Linked DNA regions of Homo sapiens: region 1 is linked to region 2. The links are chromatin contacts, found by Hi-C or POLR2A ChIA-PET in ENCODE. All regions are on one chromosome and are shown on one strand. The core of a region is the stretch at or near the end of the contact, and the rest is flanking DNA. Distances in the headings are between cores, read along the strand shown. Region 1 holds the start of TRIM71 (tripartite motif containing 71). Region 2 holds the start of CMTM6 (CKLF like MARVEL transmembrane domain containing 6).

Region 1 (3,994 bases), core at 1,339-3,838, 320 kb before region 2:
TCTGCTCACCCTGCATTTGATCCCAAACTGCAAGTGAATTGGCTCCATTTTTCTGTTCCTGGGATTTGGATCGGTATTTACCTCAATCACTCATTTTTCTAAAAGTGATGAAAGAACATGAACCCACAGTATATTAAAACTAGGAGTCCATTCAAAGTTTAAAAACGGAAAAAAAAGATAACTGCCCCCTAGCTTCTTACCTAGAAGAAACCTTTTAAAAGGAGATGCCTACAACAAGTAGATTAGAATTTCAACTTTTTTCCAACAGGAGAAGCCAGCTAAAGGCCATCAGGCAATAGCTCCGCCCTCCTCCCCAAATAACAGGTTAGGAGTGGAAAAGGCAGCGGCGCTGGGCTCACCTTTGCGGTGCTCGGTACCCACTCTCCAGCTCACACAGGCCACGACCCCCACTATGGCTTTTAAAGCCTCTGCAGTCTCCAGCTTACGCTCTAAGTCAAGACTTTCACCCACACCCTCTCTTACCGGTCTACAGGTAGATCGCCTAAGTTACCGACCCCCTCGGCAAGAGCCCGCTTCTCAAGACTTTTGGCCTGCCTTCATTGGGTTCGGGGGAGAAGACGACACTCGCATAATACCAAAGTGGAAAGGAGAAAGGGGTCACACTGTGTGAAAAGCAAATGTTTACTCGACAGCCCAAAGGGCGAAATCGAGCCCGAGGGTTGCAATGTAGCCCTAAAAGCCTTTGCACTCCGGCGTTCCAGCAGCGTACGGCTGCCTTGGTCTTTTCCAAGGAAGTCGAGACCCTGGTTGAGCCGGGTGGATACCTCCTAACCAGGGAAACCGGTTCCTGTAGGGCTTGGAGTCGGGGCAGGCGGGCGCGGCCCAAGAGACTCAGGCTGGTGAAGGTAACGTCGTCCCTTTATTCCGCTTCTATCTCGGGGTGCAGCCGTGGGCCCACGAACGGCGATTTCACGCTAGGAGAATTCAGGGGCCAGAACACGCATTTTAAACAATATAGGAAGCAGCCGCAGAGAGAGAAGGGCTTAAGACTGGGGGCCCTTGGCCCTCAAAGATCCACAGACGCTCCCACTCTTACCCAACATAAGGAGGCAAGGACTGCCATGCTGTCCCAACAACAAAAAAACCAGTCTTCCCCTCACAAGTGCGCACGTGGAAACCAGGTCTACGGAGGCACACAAACTCCACGCACTCACCCACACAACCATCTCTTCCGGGCTCACGCCCCATTTTAAAGGCAACAATCTATGAGTTTTCCAAACAAAAATCTGAAAATAAAGGAGCGCCTTCTCAGCACGTTGGGAGGCCTCTGGTGTGCCCACAAGAGCAGGAGCAGGCCACGTCTACACAAACACACACACCTATCTCCTCCCAACTCACGCCTAACTCAAGACGATTGCCGCGTTTTGCCACACAGAAATTAAAATCAGAAAAGGGAGGACCCCACGCTATGGGATTTTTCGGAGCCCCTCGCGACACGTACACAGAATCCACTTCCACATACTTCCCAGGTCATGATCTACTTTGGTAGCAAGGACTGCCACGTAGCCAAAGGAAATACAAACCAAATCCGGAGAGGGCCTCCTCCCCTCGCTGTGGGACCGGCCGGGAAACGCTGTTGAGCACACACGCAGTTATCCGATGGACACAAACACACGCCCCCACGCACTCACCTCGTCGTCGTGGTGCTGGCAGAAGCCGAGGCGCTCGGGAAACACTGAGAGGATGGAGAAGGGCGGGCCGGGAAAGGGCGGCCCGAGCCCGAGCTGCTGCGCCGCTGCTGCGGCACCGGGACCCGGCGGGCCGCGCTCGATGTAGTGGTCCTTGGTGAGGCGCACGCGCTGGTGCGCTCGGACGCAGTTGTCGCACAGGTGCTCCTGGCAGTCGAGGCAGCGCGAAGAAGCTGCGTTGCCCTCATCGCACGAGCTGCAGCCGTGAGGACGGCGGAGCAGCAGCGCCGACGGGGAAGCGGCAGGGCCGCCGGGTGCCGAGCGGGAAGGCGCGGGCGGCTGCGGCGCCTGCGGGAGTGGCGGCGCGGAGGCGGACGCGCGCGGGTGCGCGTGGTGAGCGTGGTGCCGGTGGTTGCTGTGGCCGCCCGCTCCCGCCGGAGCGCCGGCGCGCCCGTTCTTGGGCGGCGGCTCGTCGGCAGTGGCCACCACCGCGTCGAGCAGGTTGCTAAGCAGGAAGGCGGACGAAGGCAGCGCGTCCATACCCGCCGCCTCGGCTAGCACTACTTTCTGGTCGCACACGGGGCAGCGCAGCTTGAGCGGCTCTCCCGCCGCGCCGCCGCCCGCCGCCGGCAGCCGGTGCGCCTCGAGGCAGGGGCGGCAGAAGGCGTGCAGGCAGGGCAGGACGTGTAGGCGGCGCGCCGCCGCCCCAGGGCCCCCGCCGCCGCCCCCCGACGACGTGGACGTCTGCGAGGAGGACGACGACGCGGACGAGTTGGAGGAGAGCGGCGCCGGCGAGCCGCACATCTCCTTGCACAGCAAGCAGATCTGGAAATCGGTCTCGGGGAACGAAGCCATTTGCAACCCAGCCCGGAGGAGGGAGGAGACCAGAGAGGAAGAGGAGGAGGAGGAGGAGAGAGCGGACGAGGTGGGTGGGGGAGTCACCGACTCACTCAGAAAAATGCATCGATTAGGCCTGCAATCCGGGAGCCGGCACCAGAGCAGCGCTGCCCGCTTGGCCTCGCCACGTCCGGCCCGAGCGCTGCCACCCCCGACACTGCAGGCATTAAATGCCACTATCCAGCGGCGACACAGATTCCTCCGGATAACTTGGGGGCCGCGTGCCTTCCGAAGAGGGAACGCCGGAACAAGCCCCGACAGGCGAGGGGCGAGCGGGGGCAGGGAGGTCGGAAGACTCCCTGGAGCAGCTGAGGCTTCCCTTCGCGATAGACGAAAGGAGTTCCCAAAAGGAGAGTTCGCTGTGCAGTCCCAGTCCCGGCGAGAGCAGAATTTGGTTCCACGAGTATTTGGTGCGTTGCTTTTCTTTAAACGGATTTAGTCTGTTCTTGGGAGGGGAAGGAGCCCCAAACTAGTAAAGGCGGGAGCGGTGCGTCGCCAAGCCGGTGTCTCCCCGCGCGACGTCGGCTGCCCCGCCGCATGACGCGGCGGCCAGGGGCTCCTGGGTGGCCCGGCGTGCTGCGCTTGGGGCTTGCGCACAGCCAGGCACGGCCTCCCCTGCAGGGCGGTGGGCCCCGCAGCAGCTGCAGCTCGTGGTGGCCCAGCCGCGGCCGCACGCGTGCAGTACGCACGCGCGTCCCACGCGCCTCGAGTCTTCCGCGCGCCTGCCCAGCCGGGCCGCGGCTGCCCGCGCTTAACACGCACGCGCGCCCCACGCGGCCCGGAGCCCTCGTGCCCCCGCCTCGCCTGGCCTGGGCGCCTCACGCACGCTCCTTCCCCTTCGGCTTAGCGCGCGGGGCCGCAGGTCCCCGCGGGCCGCCCTGAATTATTCATCGGCAGGAAGATATTAGATGTACCCGCTCCGCGCGGGCCGTCGTGCAATGCTATCCGAGCTCCGCGCGCGCCCTGCGCCCCTCCTCCTCCTCACGTCCGTCCTCTCTGAAACCTTGGCAGAGAAGGGGGATCACATTTCCTTTGTCATCGGGCCATTTCGCCCTCGCCTTGGTCCCCCCTCCGATCCCGAGCCTCGGGGATGGAGGCTCCTCTCGGGCGCGCTGGAATCAGTGGAACCGGCAACAGCCCCGCGCGGCGAGCTCGGGAGCCGCGTGGCCAACGCCGCCGGCTCGCGCCCGCGTCATCTTCTTTCTGAAAGGAGTCGCCGATCCGGACGCGGGTGGCCTCGGCCGCGCTGCGCCTACCGAGCTTTGCTCCCGCCGTGCCCCGGCCTCCTGGGGCTTTGCACAACTCCCCCAGTTCGGGTTGCGTGCGCGCGCGCGCGCCCCCTCTTTCTCTGCTTTGCCGCCTCTGCCTCCTCCTCCTCCTCCTCTTCTCTTCAGTACGCCGGTTATTGGGACTGATCGGAATTCGGAATCCTTTTAATCTCCAAAGGA
Region 2 (3,960 bases), core at 177-2,676:
GCCTTCCTTGTTGGACAGAATTGGTGGCATCTTGGCCTTGGGAGGACATTCAGAGTGCATGTAATCAGAGACAGAAGGGTAGTTCTGGCTGGTTGTAGGTGGCCCCTGCAGGGCAGTATCTACTTGTCTCTATTCATTTGAATGGGAGCTTTTGTTTGTTACTGGAAGAAGAAAGGGAGGTTTGGGGCCACGGAGAAGATGTAGCAGCTGATGGCAGCAGAAACCCCTTCTCTCTTCCATGGGTTTTGAGACTCCAATGGAGAGATGAGTTAGAAGCTGACGTTTTCTGGGTTAGCGTTTAGCAGCAAGGTTTCGAGTCAGACTGCTTAGGCCTGCATTCCAGCTGCTCCTGGCTGTTTGACCTTGGATATGATTTCAGCCTCTTGGCCTCAGTTTTCTCATTTGAAAATGAATGTAACCGACTTTATACTGTCGAACCTACTTTATATTGTTGTGAACATCCTGTAACTCAATCAACTTCAGTTGCTAAAATATAATTACATTCCTTGACAAGTTCACACAAAATTAACATATGTGACTGTAGCAGTTGGTGACCAAGAAAGAGAAAAAGGAAATGATTTTGAAAAGTGAGCCTAAATGGAATTTCGGGAGACGCGGGAGGGAGCGATTCTGAAAGTCCTTACAGACAACTCATTGTACTTCAAATGAAATACGAATTCTTCCCTTGGTCTGCAAGGCCTCCACATTATCTGGCCTTTGCCTACATCTCCAACATCTCCTTTCCTCCCGTACTTATTCCTAGCGACACAGGCCTTTGGGCTTCAGATTGAGTCAAACTCATTTGGTCCTCGGGACATTTGCACTTTCGTGAAAGGCTCTCCCCAGAACTTTACAAGCCTGGCTTCTCACACTTTGAGTCTCATTCAATTCAAAGATCATGGTCCTCAGAGAGGCCTTTCCTGACCACTCAGTTTAGTAGTGGCCATTTAAGTAGAGCACCCAATTCTCCATCCTTTTTTCCTTCTCCTTCCTCTTCTCCTCCTCCTCCATCTTCTTTTTTTTTTTAATAAATTTATCAAGCCACCAGAAATGCTGAATCCATTATTTTCGTATCATATTTTCACGTCACTTATCACTATCTGAAATTGCTATCCATCTGTTTTCTTGTTTATTGTCTGTCTCTGTTACTAGGGATCCTGTGATTTTGGGTAGTACTTGGCTGTCACCCAAGTACCTAGAACGGGGTTCACTGCACACCGAAAGTACGCAAAAATACTAAGTGAATGAATGTCAGGAGGATGAAAGATGGAGGGAGGTGAGAAATCCATCAAAGGCTCACAGAAAGAACTCAATTCTTGGATGAAAGTCGGAAGAATCCCAACAGCTAACAAGCAAATTTGCTGAGAGGGGGCGGGGCGGGCCAAGGGCGGGGGCGGGAAGGGGCGGAGTCAGGCGGAAGCCGGGGAGAAGGCCCAGGAAGTGACGGCCGCCTCCCGGCTACCGGGGACTTCTGGAGTCCGAGAAGTCAACGGCGCGGTTGCTGCGGCCGCCGCGCTCCCCGGCCCGAGGCGATGGAGAACGGAGCGGTGTACAGCCCCACTACGGAGGAGGACCCGGGCCCCGCCAGAGGCCCCCGGAGCGGCCTCGCTGCCTACTTTTTCATGGGCCGGCTCCCATTGCTCCGGCGCGTTCTCAAGGGCTTGCAGCTGGTGAGTCCGCGGTCAGGGAGGGCGAGCCCGGGCTGGGGAGCGGGGTCTGGCCCGGGCTTGGGAGGCCGCCGAGCTCCTTCGTTTCAGCTTGGTTGTTCAGTAAAAGGAGGTTTCCACACCTCTAGTTCCTTCCCTCTCAGCCTGGGGAAGGGGGCGTTACCCTCCGCCCTTCCGCCGGGCGGCCCCTCAGTCCCAAGGCTCTCCCCATCGGGATCCCACGAACTGGGGCCACCCAGCCTGTTAGGCGGGCTCAGGAAATGCGTCGGAGACCCAAGTCAGCCACTTCAACATCTTTCACTCATCCTCTATGGCGACTTTCCTCTCTTCTCTCTGCTGCTACCCTGCATTATCGCCCACAGTGCCTGTATTTAGACTGTGAAGCGCTGTTTATCTTTCTCTGGCTCTTGCGGTTTTCCTGCTGCGAGCCCATGGGGGCAGTTTAACTTGCTGGACAAAGTCCTGCGATACCACGCGTGGCATTGAGATGTGTGTGTATGTGTGTCCGGTAAATTGTCTTCTAAAAGTTTTATATTGACTGGAAAAGAATTATTTCAAAATTGAGCAATATGGGTTCTAAGTGGAAAGTCAAAAGGACAGCTTTTTGTAAGTATGTGCGGATAGCTGAACTAGGACATGGTATGCATCTTTCCATTTTATTGAGTTTATTTTAAGCAGTTGAAGTACCATAAACCTGTTCGTGAAAACATCAAAGCATCTTTGAGATTTAAATTATTCACTTTACAGTCGTGTTGGCTCCTATGTACTGTTCCAACCACTGATGGTTGAACCAGTTTAGGAAAAATAGAAACAGTTTAGGTTCTATTTCTGCAATAGAACCAGTTTAGGAAAAATCCGAATGCTTATGATGTTTATGAGTTTTGTCTTACTTTGTTTTGTTTTTTAACCATTCTAAGTAAAAATTAGCTCATTGGTTTCCTTGGAAAGAACTTAAATTCTTACAACTCAAATGACCCGAAGTTAAATTCTTAGAACTCTAGTGACCTACTTTTATTGAATAGAAAAACAGAAGTCGGAAAATCGGCACTGCTGTTTAGCGATCAAAATGATCACATCTGCTGATGACTGGGAAATCATTTGAAAGCAAGTGATAATGTGGCCTATGGAACCCAGTAGGATCTGGCCTTATCTTTCTCCCAGTCTCCCTCTAGGTGGTTCCACACTGGCCACCTTTAATTTATTACGAGGCATCAGGGGCTCTTTCCTGCCACTGTTCCTTTGCATAAGCTGTTCCTTCTACCTTCTTCCTTCTTCCTTCTCTTCTCTTGTCAGCTGTCACATGATGATTTTTAGGTATTAGCTGTATTTCTCTGCAGTAAAGCTAAAATTTTCTACGTGAATAGTAGAACTCTTTAGAACAGAAAAGAATATTCATCTGAAGCTTTTTTTTTTTTTTTTTTTGAGACCGAGTCTTGCTCTATCGCCAAGGCTGGGGGCAGTGGCGCAATCTCGGCTCACTGAAACCTCCGCCTCCCGGGTTCAGGCAATTCTCGTGCCGAGTAGTTGGGACTACAGGCACGCACCTCCATGCCCGGCTGATTTTTTTTTTTTTTTTTGGTAGAGACGGGGTTTCGCCGTGTTGACCAGCCTGGTCTCAAACTCCTGACTTCAGGTGATTTTCGCCCTCCGGGCCTCCCAAAGTGCTGGGATTACAGGCGTAAGCCACTGCGCCCAGCCCATCTGAAGCATTCTTGCTGCTCGAAAAAAATCATCTGTATTGGTTTGCTGCCCACAAAATCTCCTGTTTTCAGTTGCCTTTATTATTTTCTTTCTAATAAAAAGTGGCAAAGCTAAAGTAAATTTTCTGATTACCTTCTTATAGTTTAGTAAACTGTAGTTTCGTATCTTTGGAATAGAACATAACCAGTTTCCTTCCTTATTGCTGTTATAGAAGAAAACATGGAACACAACCAGAAATTTTTGTGGTAAATGTTATACTTGGACACAGAGAAGATGAATTTGCCTTAAAAGATCGTTAGACTATTATTAGTTCTCCATCATTCATAAGAAGAAATGGAGAAAAAATAAAAACTAATATCTCTTTATGAAATCCATTTATTTGTTTATGGGGAAATTGTCATGTTACAGGAATGCTTTCTTTAATGTGGAGATTTAAAAGTACTTTTTCATTACTGCCTTTCACTTTGATGGTTGTCTTTTTGTTCCTTTGTTTGTTTTGATAATGTCTTATCTCTTCACAGTAACAGTATATTACAGGAATTATCCAGCAAGTCCCAAGAAGGTTACATATGAAGTCGGTAAAAGTTGTCTT

The links. Hi-C counts contacts between places; a loop is a spot of excess contacts on that map. ChIA-PET counts read pairs that join two places held with the same protein, here RNA polymerase II (POLR2A). Pooled maps may share reads with other maps.
Region 1: a loop to region 2 is called in a pooled map, with 2.3 times the contacts of the local background. The contact joins the promoter of TRIM71 here to the promoter of CMTM6 in region 2. A Hi-C loop is called at or near these places in 1 of 50 pooled maps. POLR2A ChIA-PET finds 5 or more read pairs at or near these places in 5 of 52 experiments (GM10248, GM12878, H1 and 2 more).

Annotation. Positions count from the first base shown.
Region 1 is chr3:32,816,591-32,820,584 of GRCh38, reverse strand. It overlaps TRIM71 (tripartite motif containing 71), which reads right to left and starts at 2,588. Exons shown (of 4, transcript NM_001039111.3): 1 at 1,653-2,588. The coding sequence starts at 2,504. RefSeq lists an enhancer at 1,547-2,128.
Region 2 is chr3:32,500,318-32,504,277 of GRCh38, reverse strand. It overlaps CMTM6 (CKLF like MARVEL transmembrane domain containing 6), which reads left to right and starts at 1,426. Exons shown (of 4, transcript NM_017801.3): 1 at 1,426-1,670. The coding sequence starts at 1,533. RefSeq lists silencers at 1,326-1,415, 1,486-1,715.